2 separate regions of the Mus musculus genome follow, and region 2 is linked to region 1. The links are chromatin loops, found by intact Hi-C in ENCODE. Cell type or tissue: heart. All regions are shown on one strand. Links, peaks and the distances in the headings refer to the core of each region. The heading gives the core; the rest is flanking DNA.

The links. Hi-C counts contacts between places; a loop is a spot of excess contacts. Peaks named below come from ENCODE experiments on the same cell type or tissue, not always from the same donor. Only the 100,000 strongest peaks of a DNase experiment are listed, where the experiment ranks them.
Region 2: it touches region 1 in a loop (5-fold over the local background); 4 of 42 quality-filtered maps call a loop at or near these places.

The regions. Positions count from the first base shown.
Region 1 is chr12:100,933,494-100,939,465 of GRCm38, reverse strand. Ccdc88c (coiled-coil domain containing 88C) reads left to right here. Exons shown (of 30, transcript NM_026681.5): 19 at 308-469; 20 at 1,359-1,636; 21 at 3,697-3,840. A630072L19Rik (a long non-coding RNA gene) reads right to left here and starts at 1,362. Exons shown (of 5, transcript XR_003950128.1): 1 at 815-1,362; 2 at 1-715. In heart, for the core only: a CTCF peak has its summit at 3,203 (motif pointing left); DNase peaks (open chromatin) are centred at 1,305, 1,825 and 3,195; H3K27me3 peaks cover 1,688 bases.
Region 2 is chr12:101,872,605-101,878,576 of GRCm38, reverse strand. It overlaps Trip11 (thyroid hormone receptor interactor 11), which reads left to right. Exons shown (of 21, transcript NM_028446.1): 13 at 429-622; 14 at 5,091-5,254. Among named protein-coding and RNA genes, the nearest start is that of Gm20036, 37 kb to the left of the region's middle. In heart, for the core only: CTCF peaks have their summits at 3,269 (motif pointing right) and 4,445 (motif pointing right); no DNase peak of the experiment used is centred there.

The DNA of each region.
Region 1 (5,972 bases), core at 387-5,386:
GAGGGCTTGAGCTCTGTAGTCAGTGGGGGGAGTGGCTTCAGCTCACAGAAAAGTACTTTTGGGGTATTCCACACCAAAGGAAACAAAGGGACTCATGTAAGTGGCATTCGTGCCTGTATGCCCCAGGGCCCAGGCAGTAGTCCCTATATTGTCTCTGTAAATTCTATTCATTGTCCTTTTCCAAGACAGAAACTATTAACTTCCCGTACCTGAAGACCCCCAGCTACCTCTGCCCTTGAAGGTTCAGTAAAACCCCAGGCCCTATGCTCACCATGCTGTGTGTAACTGGCGCGTGCTTCTCCCCTAGAACGCAGCTCTTCAGGCCGAGAGGCAGCTGCTGAAGGAGCAACTACAGCACTTGGAGACTCAGAACGTGTCCTTCAGCAGCCAGATCCTGACCCTACAGAAGCAGAGCGCCTTCCTGCAAGAGCACACCACCACGCTGCAGACCCAGACTGCGAAGCTGCAGGTAGCAGGACGCTAATGGTGCCTCGTGGGAGCTGCAAGGCCAGGCAGGGGGACCTGGAGACAGGCTGGTTGCTAAGAGGCTTACTGTATACCGTAGATGTATACAGTCTCTTTTTAAGCTTGGTGGAACAGTTTCTGTGCAGTATACCTGTATTATGCTGATAGAGGGCAAATGAGGCTGTGACCTGGCTTCCCTCTGCTGGAAGCAGCCAGCAGGGCCAGCCCCTCAGTCTGCTTATCCTGTGGTCTATAGGTGATGGGGAAATGAAAAATTATTCATTAATGTAATTTCTGGGAAAAGTTGGAAAGTTACATATGGGGCAGAGACAATAAACAGGAAACTTACTTGGCAGAGAAGTTGGGTTTGTTTTGTTAAAATAAGAAAATAGGATGTTGGTTTGTTACTTTGTTTTGGAAAAAGTCTTTGTCTGGTTTTAATATAAGAGCAGTTCTGGCCCCTGTTCAGTTTTTAATGTCTTGGGGTTGTGTTAGAATACTTTAAAAACTCAGGTGGTCAGATGTGGCCCGTTAATAAAAGTGCTTAGCATGTACACAAGGTCCTTGGTTCAGGCCCCAACAGCACAAAAATAAATATGTAAAAATCAATTGGTTGACAGTATTATCTGGTACTCAAGAAAATAGGCTTTAAAAATAATCAGTAATGACATGCAAGGGGCTCACGTAGACGGAGGACATGATTTCTGGAGTTGGCTCAGGATGATATCCTTCTCGCAGCCAGCGTTTTGCCATGTTGGCCCCACTTCCTAAGCCAAGTCCTCAAGTTCCGGTAGCACTGTCCCCGGCTGGCCTGCCTTGAGGTCCCTCTGAGGCTGGCTGTTGCTGGTCATCCTCGGCCTGATCACTCGCAGGGCTCTCTGCTCTCCCTCCAGGTGGAGAATTCCACACTGAGTTCCCAGAACGCAGCGCTCAGTGCACAGTACACGGTGTTGCAGAGCCAGCAGGCTGCCAAGGAGGCCGAGCACGAGGGTCTGCAGCAGCAGCAGGAGCAGCTGGCAGCCGTCTATGAAGCCCTGCTGCAGGACCACAAGCACCTGGGCACCCTGTACGAGTGCCAGTCCTCAGAGTATGAGGCCCTCATCCGCCAGCACAGCTGCCTGAAGACGCTGCACAGGAACCTGGAGCTGGAGCACAAGGAGCTGGGGGAGAGGTGAGAGGTGGGGGGGGGCCTGGAGGCAAGGGAGGCCGAGGCTGGGGACAGGCAGGCTGGTGTGGGGAGACGGCCTGTGGTGGAGGCAGCTGCTGTGTTGAGCCCCTTAGGCTGTCACAGAGCTTGTGGTACTTTCCTAAGGGCCAAGTGCATCTCGTCTCTCCCCCACATTTCCTCTTGGCAGGCTGCTCTGCATTGTTGCTTGCACCTGAGCTTTCTCAAGGGAAGGAAATAGAGCCTTTAGCAACTTCTGCTTCCTTTTTGTTTGTCCAGCTGGGGATTGTGGCAGGGGACACTGGGGCCAAGGAGTGCCATGGCCCACGCTGGTTCTGGGTGGCCCAGTGTAGACACTTGGAGACCTATTCTCTAAGAATGCTTTCTCCTTCCTCCTCCGTCTGACCTACACCCTTGGGAAAATTCTGGCTACCATTGTGCAGGGTTGTGTTTATCCACACTTCAGAATCCCTTTTCCAAGTCTGAGGCTAGAATGCTTGCTTAAAGGAGGGGGCGGGGCGGGGGGACCAACCCAAATCCTCCCATTATGTTAAGTATTTAACGTGTACAACAAAACACAGAGTAACCCCACACCTCTGATCTCAGCACAGTTGGAAGGTCGAGAGAGGGAGGGAGGGAGCTGAGCCCTCAGCTGCCCCCCCCAGATGCCCACACTACCTTCATCCTTTAATCCACACCAGGTGCTTTTCTTTCTTTTTTTTTTAAAGGTATACTTTGCATATGTTGAAAAATACTATGTGCTAACTTTTCACCATAGCATCCCAGGTCCTGGGATGTGTGTCCTTGATTCACTCACTGTTGGCTGAGCTCCTGTGTCGTTGATTCACCCACTGTTGGCTGAGCTCCTGCCCATGCACCGAGGGTTCTAGATCCCTGAGCGCACATACTGAGGGTCCAAAGTCCTGTCTTGTCAGCTACTTAGTGTCCTTGGCTGGACATAGCTGGAGGCTCCTTCCGTCTGTGCACTGGGCTGTGAGTGTCTGTCACACAGCACTGAGTAAAGTCTGAGTTCTCATCTGCTACCTAACTGGACTCCTGCCATAAACTTACTGTCTTGTCAAAGGCTCAGTGGTAGTAAGCCAGACCCCAAAAGCCTGTGGGCTGAGTGTGCCCTGCTGAAGTGCCACACGGGGAGCAGGGATTAGGCAGGCAGCCCTGCTGGTCAGTCTGTGGCCTTTATTTGTCAACCTCCATGATTCCCCCACAATCACTAACTTAGGTGGAAGCCCGACGGTTCTCTCATCTCATCCCCCACCATGATGGGGCCACCTCTGCACTTTGGCCATTAAGTGACTTTCCTACTTGGGGCTCCAGTGAGATGATCCAGGTGCAGCTGATGTGGAGGGTGGGACTAGAGAAGAGACTGGAGACCCCAACCGTGCTACTGCTATGAACTCAGAAGAGAAGTGGGGGAGGGGGGAGGGAGCAGATTTCTGAGCAGGATGATTGAGGAACCTGCCTCAGGCCTCTCCTCTCACTGACTTGGAGAGTCTAGGGTGACAGTCAGGGTTTGTCACTTTTCTACCCTTGTGCTATGCTGCCCCCCAGTGGCAGCTGTGCAACCTGCAAGGATTGAGTGAGAAAGAAAATTCATCATGGCAGGGAGGTCTCACCCACCCACTCCCAATGCCAGGAACAGATATGTGGGCTCCCATACAGGAGGGTGTGAGGGGGGATTAGCTGCTTCATACACGGAATTTAGCTGTTTATTCTGTGGTTTCCTTTAGATCTACTGGTTCTTAATGAGCCACTTTGTAGCACAAGTCTCTAAAAGGTGTAGAGTAAAACCCTAATGCTCTCGGGCGGCCTACAAAAGGAGACAGGCCATGACAGGGAATAGAAGATGAACCTGACACTGGGGGAGCCAGTGATGGACGACCCCACTCTGGCAACATTTCTCTTGCTTCCCTGCCGTCCAGCCTCTCACCTCTCCCCAGAGAAAAGGTTTCAGAGGAATCCCCCCTCTTTCTGAGAGGGTATGTTCCAGTTTCCCGGAGTGTGAGTTGCTTGTGGTAGATAAAGCCTGGCCATGCTTCCGCCACTAGGCACGGAGACTTACAGCAGCGTAAGGCAGAGCTGGAGGAGCTGGAGAAAGTACTGAGCACCGAGCGGGAGGCACTTGAGCGGGAGCAGAAGACCAACGCCATTGCCACGAGCGAGAACCAGAGGCTTCGAGGAGAGCTGGACAGGTGAGCACAGGGGCAGGCACGCCCAGCCCTGGCAGTAGTGGGGGTGACATCAATAGCTCGTCCAGACCAGGCCTCTCTGAAAACCACTAGTGGAGGCTGGTGAACTCCTGGTCACGTGTTCTTATGAACTGCATGATTTTGGCTAGGGAAGGAGTGGAGGGCTGTGCTGGCGCGGGCTAGGTGGTGGTACTCAGCCAGTCCAAGGAAGGGATGGGTCATGTATCTGGGTAGGCATAGTCCCCTTCGGATGTGAGCCCAGCCCCCAGGAGCCACTGTGGTCTTCCTTAGTCAACAGATGCAGCCACTCACTAGGGCTTCATTGTAACCAGAATCTCATTCCTATTTGTGGATCTTTTGTAGACATGCAGAGCTCGCAGGATATTTGTGTCATCAGGTTCATCCAGCTGCCTTGTTACATCCCTCCCCTTACGAACAGGATCTGGTCCGTGCAGGTCTTTAGTGTTTAGTGTAGAGTCCTTATCTTGCTGTGTAAAACAGCCCTGGGGCACAGTGCTCTGGTGTAGTCAGTGTCTCTGAATACAGAATAGCAGAGAAAAAAACCTGTGTCAGATAAGCTTCCCTTGCCTGGAGGCTGGCTCGAGGCTGTTACATAAAGCGCCTTGGAGCAGGCACTCACCCAAAACTGCATTGTAAACCAAGGAGAGCCCGGTGTTCTCCCTAGGAGCAAAGTTCAGTGTCCACCAATTCCATGTTTGCAGCAATTTAATAGATCTGGACTGCTGGCTGCCGCCCCTTCCTGTTGTAGAGATGAGGAAATCTGGTAGCTCAGAGATCAGGTAACACTCAAGGTGAAACCTTTGGTTAACAAGAGCCAGAACTGAGTCCAGACCTTGTATTGTTTCAAGTCCGATTGGGGGAAACACTGCTTCCTTCCACGTCCTGGTGTTCCTTTATCCTAGCAAAGGGGCCCTGGCAAGCATTTAGGGAAATGCTGCCCCCTCGGGTGCACAGGCTGTGATTCGGAGCATTTGGACGGTCACAAACACTGTGACCTGTAATGGACAGAATTTGGCCACCTTGGGATCAGGTCATTCCTGTTTCCACTCTGTGAGGCCAGGTACCTCATATGCAGCTGGGGTTTTTAAGATTTACTTCTGTGTTTTAATAATTGTGTGTATCTGTGCGTGGGTGTGTGCACATGAGTGCAGCTACCCGTGGAGGCAGAGATGGCAGCTCTTCCTCTAGCTGGAGTTTATAGTTAGTGTGAGGTCCCTGCAGGGGTGTGGGAATCAGGCCCTGTGCAAGAGCTGCACGTGCTCTTAACTACTGAGCCGTCTCTCCAGCCTGAGAGTCAAGTTTTTGGAAAGCTAGCTGAATTATGAGAGTTAGGACGGCAATAATTGTATTGTTGTAGGTTTACATAGTCCCTTACCTACACATCCCATTTTATAATCTCAGGAGTTAGAAAGCCCCACCGAGTTGGGCACAGCATTTTTTTTATTTTATTTTTTTTTCAGTGACTAACTCCATATGTTTTCTTACAAAAGCGTAATTAATTATGAGTGCATCAGACCTGATTATTTAGGTAGGTTTCCAATTGGTTACCACCGAGGTGCTCGCACCACTATTACACTTGTAAGATTATCAGGCTGTGCTGGTGGCTGATGTGGTTCATGGGCATCACGGCTGGGTGGGACTGTTGGGCACAGCATTTTAGAGAAAAAAAAAATTCTCTGTTTTTCTTTTATTAGCACAGCTTTTTGTTTGTTTTGTTTTGTCTTTCACTTATACCAGAACGCCTAAACTATAATGTAAAAGGCCATGTCTTTTACAATAGGCTGAGATGTCTTCTTCGTTTCAGTAGACATGAGCAAAACGGCCTGGGTTCGAGTGTAGCTGCCTAGGTTAGCTCCTGGGACTGGATGAGCCAGTGGTTGGTGACACAGAGCTGGGTCACGCTGGCTGTTACGGGAGGCAAAGCTCCTCAGATAATCCCTCTGTACAGAGAGTCTGGGGACAGCAAGTAGATTCTTCCTCGTCTCTGGGAGGCACAGTCCACGATGTCCTTTTGTGTTCAGTGTCTTAACCTGGTTCTTGTCCTCCTCCCCCCACCTAGACCAGTATGGCATCAGGGATGTCGTCCTAGAGCCCCAGAGCACAGTTAGAAAAGC
Region 2 (5,972 bases), core at 675-5,674, 940 kb before region 1:
TTTTTGTATAATTCCATTTCCTGCATAAACCCACGCAGACTCATCTGCAAAAGAAAAGCTTCCATAGGAATCTTTAATGTAATCTGGGGAGAACTTCTCCCTGTATAAACATACTTTGCAGTGTGTGACATTAGTATATTATACATTATATTATATAATATATAATATAATTGATGTTAATAATAATTATGCTTGTTATAATTAATTAAAACATGTTTTATATAATTAATTAAAACATGTTCTATATAATTAATTAAAATATGATTAAAATAATTACATTTAAAATAAGTGTTATAATTAACAATTCAGTAGAAATTTAATAATATAGGTACAATGTACTAATATGTTTCCGTAATATGGAAAACAATTGATGTTTTGTGGGGCTTTGCATTGCATAGAAGGAAAGTAAAGAAGGCTCCTCTGCCTAGGTCCAGCGCTTACGGGACAAAGAATCCCGGCTGAACCAGGAGCTACAGAGACTGCGTGACCACCTCTTAGAGTCAGAAGACTCTCATACGCGGGAAGCTTTGGCTGCAGAAGACAGAGAGGCCAAACTGAGGAAGAAGGTCTCGGTGTTGGAGGAAAAGCTGGTGTCATCCTCTAATGCAATGGAAAACGCAAGGTGAGTGTTTCGTTCTCTTTGGCGTGAACTTTAACTGGTCATTTGTTGAGCCTCATGCTCAGTAAACATTTTTCTTGTTAGTTCATTTTCCACAGACGTCATCGTCTCCCGTTTACAGGTGACATCTTAGGGTGAAGCGGTATAAAGCTTGTTCCAGGCACACGGTGTGGGGCTCATAAGGACCTAGCACACAAGCTTCCTGCCACTTAGCCTGTCTTAGATACTGTCACTTGCCATTTTAAGGGAATGGTCCTGAAGTACTGTCAGGTTGTATTGGCCCTGTCCAGTTCCCCAAGAGGTGATTTAGTTCATAAGGTCTTACTTTTCAGCAGACGAAGCTGATGTTGGACATGAAAGTGCGTGGGCAGCAGCAGACCGGAGCCATGGGTCAGCTGGAGGAGCAGCCTCTGGATAGTAGAAGCTTTCTCTGATTAGGTCCCTTCTTAGGTAGTTACAGTTTCTGTTTTCCTCAGTATGAAGGTTTGATATTTAGTGCTCGCTTTTGCTTTTGTTTTTGAGGCAGGGTCTCACTAACTCACACTGGTTTCACAGACAGGGTCTCAGTAACTCACACTGGTTTCACAGGGTCTCACTAACTCACACTGGTTTCACAGACAGGGTCTCACTAACTCACACTGGTTTCACAGACAGGGTCTCAGTAACTCACACTGGTTTCACAGGGTCTCACTAACTCACACTGGTTTCACAGACAGGGTCTCACTAACTCACACTGGTTTCACAGGGTCTCACTAACTCACACTGGTTTCACAGACAGGGTCTCACTAACTCACTCTGGTTTCACAGACAGGGTCTCACTAACTCACACTGGTTTCACAGACAGAGTCTCACTAACTCACTCTGGTTTCACAGACAGGGTCTCACTAACTCACTCTGGTTTCACAGACAGGGTCTCACTAACTCACTCTGGTTTCACAGACAGGGTCTCACTAACTCACTCTGGTTTCACAGACAGGGTCTCACTAACTCACTCTGGTTTCACAGACAGGGTCTCACTAACTCACACTGGTTTCAGACTTGAGCTTCTCCTGCCTCTGCTTCCCAAGGGCTAGGATTGCTGTCATACCTGACTATCCTACAAAAATATTACATTTTAGAAAAATCGCAAAAGCTAAAAAGACATAAAGCAGAGCTCCAGTCACCCAAGATCATTCTTTGTACTGTTTTATGCCTTTTTATTTATATGTATACAGCCTATCTCTTTAAGAGCAAACTGAGATCATTTTATTACTACTGTTTTGTGACCTTTGTTAGTACTATGTAGTGTGTCATTATACAGTGAGTCATATATTTCTGCAACAATAGTTTATGACAGCATAGCACAGCATTGATTTACTGACTCGTTTATTACTAGGCATAGCTGTTTGTAGCCTACCTGTGTTGTCCCCTGGAGCTGGACTTAGTTGTGAGCTGCCTGATGTGGCTACTGGCAATCACAGTCAGGGCCTCTTAATCACTGAGACATCTCTCTAGCCCTGGAGTGTCTTGAATATAACTAAGAGCATTGTTGTGAAACCTGGAAATAAACTTTCTGTGATGACGTTAAAATATTTCTTAAGATATTGAGAAGAAGAACTTGTAGGTCATGGGCATTTTAAAACTTTGGAGATTGTGTTGTTAAGTGAACTTTTAGAAAGTTTGATCATTTATAGTTCCAAATGTAGTCACGTTACTTTGTTTTTTTACTGTGTTCAGTGCTGGGGTGATACGAGGAGACAGTAGATAGCCTGTCTTCAGAGTGTGTAAGTAGAGAGAGCACTGAAAGTCCCTACGCTGCGCATGGGATAGATTAGTGTGCTTTCTGATTTAGATGGAAAACTTATTTAATATGGAAATTAGAACAGTGAGTGGTCATTTGTATATAGGTAGAAATGCCAAAACAGCCTCTGGCTGTGACAGGATATACTGAAATCCTTTATTGCAGTTTTCAGGCCCATTACTTTTCCTAATACCTTTAGTCTCTATCCATTTTATTTACCATTCGGTATAAACTTTCAAGAGAAGCGTCTTCAAGTAGAGCTCTGGTCTTACCTGACCAATCTGTGCCACTCAGCTCCCCAAATACTATTTATTTTCCTATTTCTCTTTTTCCTTCCTTTTTTTTTTTTAATTTTATGTTCTGACCTGTCTATCTGAAGAGATTTTCTGTGACTCTCACCTATTTTTCAAATTCTGCCTTCTTCATAGAGCATTATTTTAGTACCCTGGTCCTTATATCTAAAACCAAACTCTGTTGTGATGTCTTTTTTCTGAACATGTACAGTGCTTTGAATCTTTGATGGTCCTTATATTTTCATTTAATGTATAGGTCATTGTTGCATGTCTTAACCTGTTCTATAAAACAAACAAACAAGCAAACAAACAAAAGTTCACTTGTGTCTAGAAATGATGCTGTTGAACTTCTATCCTTTCCACAATATATATTAAACATAGATTAATTGACAGTAAATTTTTGTCATATGAGAAAATCCAGTCTATAAGGCACACTATGGCTTTGTGAATATTTAAAAACTCATTTATCCTTATAATCATGCTTTGAAATGCTAGCCAGTCAAGTTGAATGAATAAAAAAAAAAAAATTCAAGGACATTTAGGGACAGTTTAGGTCTTAGTTTATTTCTCCACAAGAGGGTGCTCTTGGGTAAAATATCTTCCAAGTGACAGTTGCTTTTTATTGGCTTACTCTTGAGTAAGGGATTAACGGGATATTAAATAGTCATAAAGACCATTCTGGTATCCAACAATAATCACCATTCTCCAAGGACACACTCCAAAGATAAGAAAAAACCAGATCAGGTATGGTAGTGCATGCTTTTAATCCCAGCACTTTCCAGGCAAGTAGAATTTGAGGCTAGCCTTGTCTACTTAGTGAGTTACAGGCCAGCCAAAGGCTACAAAAGACTGTACCTCAGAATTAACAAAAATAAATAAATAAATAAAATTTTAAAAAGATGTTACTCAGGATAGGTGCTGTGATGGTTAGTTTTGGCGGCCTGACAGGATTTGTTATCTTCTAGGTGACAGGCCTCTGGGCAGGCCTGGAAATTATGCAGAGAGTGATTGAGGTGGGAAGACCTGTGTCTTCTGTGGGCAGCACCTTTGTGTGGTCTGCGGTCTAAGTGAAAAGGGGAAAGCAAGCTAACACAGTCATCATTGTTGTCTGTTTCTTGACTGTGGATGCGTATGGCCAGCAGCCTACACAGACTCTTGCCTCTATGACTTCTCTGCTACATTGGACTGTATTCTCAAACTGTGAGCCAAAGAAGCTCTCTTAAGTTGCTTCTTGTCATGTATTTGGTTGCTGTATAAATAAGTCTCTTAGGGACCTCTGGCTTCGTATTTGGAGAAGTGATAGGGCTTCTGTTTGTCATGTAGACAGAAGAAAGTTAAAAGAAAAAGGTAAGCAATCAGAACAATTTATCAGTGGATGGTCTCTGGAAAGTTACAGGTTCACCATGATTGCATGTGTGAGGTGCAAACAGATGTCATTTGACTCTGTTCCATATTAGAGCTGAAGCTGTGAAAGTCCCTTCAGATTTGAATTTATGATAAATTATACTGTGGAATTTAAGTTTAGAAACTTGAAAGTTATAAGCGCCTTGTAAAAAAATTTTTTTGCTGTAGTTTCTCTTTTCTTTAAGATTTATTTATTTATTTTTATGTATATGAGTACACTGTAGCTATACAGATGTGAGCAATCATGTGGTTGCTGGGAATTGAACTCAGGAACTCTGCTCGCTCCACTCCGCTCACTCAGACCAAAAGATTCATTCACTATTATATGTAAGTACACTGTAGCTGTCTTCGGACACACCAGAAGAGGGCGTCAAATCTCACTATGAATGGTTGTGAGCCACCATGTGATTGCTGGGCTTTGAACTCAGGACCTTCAGAGGAGCAGTCAGTGCTCTTGACCGCTGAGCCAACTCTCCAGCCTGTAGTTTCTTAATTAGCCTAATTTTTAATCTTTAAAAGGACCATTGTTTGTTGAGAGTCAAATTCAAAGGATGATTGACAGGAACAGATCAGAGTAACTCTTGCAGGTGTTTTGTTTGTGAATTAACTTGCTTTAGAATATCAAATGTAGGGAAAGTCAAACTGGAGAAGTCTAGAATTTCAGTTTCTAAAACTAGACAGAGCTCTGGAGATGGGTGGATGGAGGGGTGAATGGTGGGTGGGTGGGTGGTGGTGTTTATATAGCAGTATGAATGGCCATAATGCCTCCAAACTATGCACTTGATAGTGAATATGCAGCAGATGTTGGGTTTTACCCAAGTTTTAAAAATTCAGAGAAGTGTTTTTTTGTCTTGTTACATTCGCACTAAAATACATTGCAGTATAGCCAGAATTTAATGTATTAAGAAATAGGGAGAGCATTTTGTTGTTGTTGTATTTGTTGATAAATTACTTAATAAGATGAAGCAGTTTGCCTTTCTTTGTTTATTTGAAGTCATCAAGCCAGTGTGCAAGTAGAGTCTTTACAAGAACAACTGAACATGGTCTCCAAGCAAAGAGATGAGACTGCCCTGCAACTCTCTGTCTCTCAGGAACAAGTGAAGCAGTATGCTTTGTCACTAGCCAATCTGCAGATGGTTCTTGAACACTTCCAACAAGGTAAGCACTTACCTGCTTGATGTCTTAGCAGAGAAACATTGTAGTTATGGTAATTTTGCCTTATTTAAATATGAAGTTAGGCATAGGAAATCCATAAATGGTTACTGACTTAAGAGGAAAGGTAAGTCAGCACTACCAAGTTAATTAATACTATTTTTATGATTAAAACTATCATAATTTTTAAAGTTTTAGTATCATCACTAATTATGACGAAGTTGAGGAGTTAGAAAAGTAAATCCAATGGAGAAGGAGAATCAAGTGATGGAGGAGGGTGCACAGGGCTGATGTGTTGGCTCAGGGAGTAGGTGCTTGCTGCTAAGCATGAGGACCTGAGTTTGATTCCCCAGGACCTGAACAGCGGTCGGAGAGAACCCATTCTTACATGCATGCACACTGAGGTCTGGATGTATATAGACATACACAGGAAGTAAATAAATAAGCATTTATTAAGTTGCCTGTGTGGTGTCACACACCTTTAATATCCACACTAGGGTAACAGCCAGACAGATTTGTGTGACTTCTAAATAAGCTTGGTCTACATAGTTCCAGGACAGCCAGGGCTACATAGAGAGACCCTGTCTTAAAAATCTCAAAAAACAAAAATGAAAGAAAAAAAATTTTAAAAGAAGAGCATACAAAGAAGAGACAACATACATACAGAAAGGATTGTTAGATTTTTGAAGCCCCTTTTAAGTATTAATCATCATAATTACTGTCC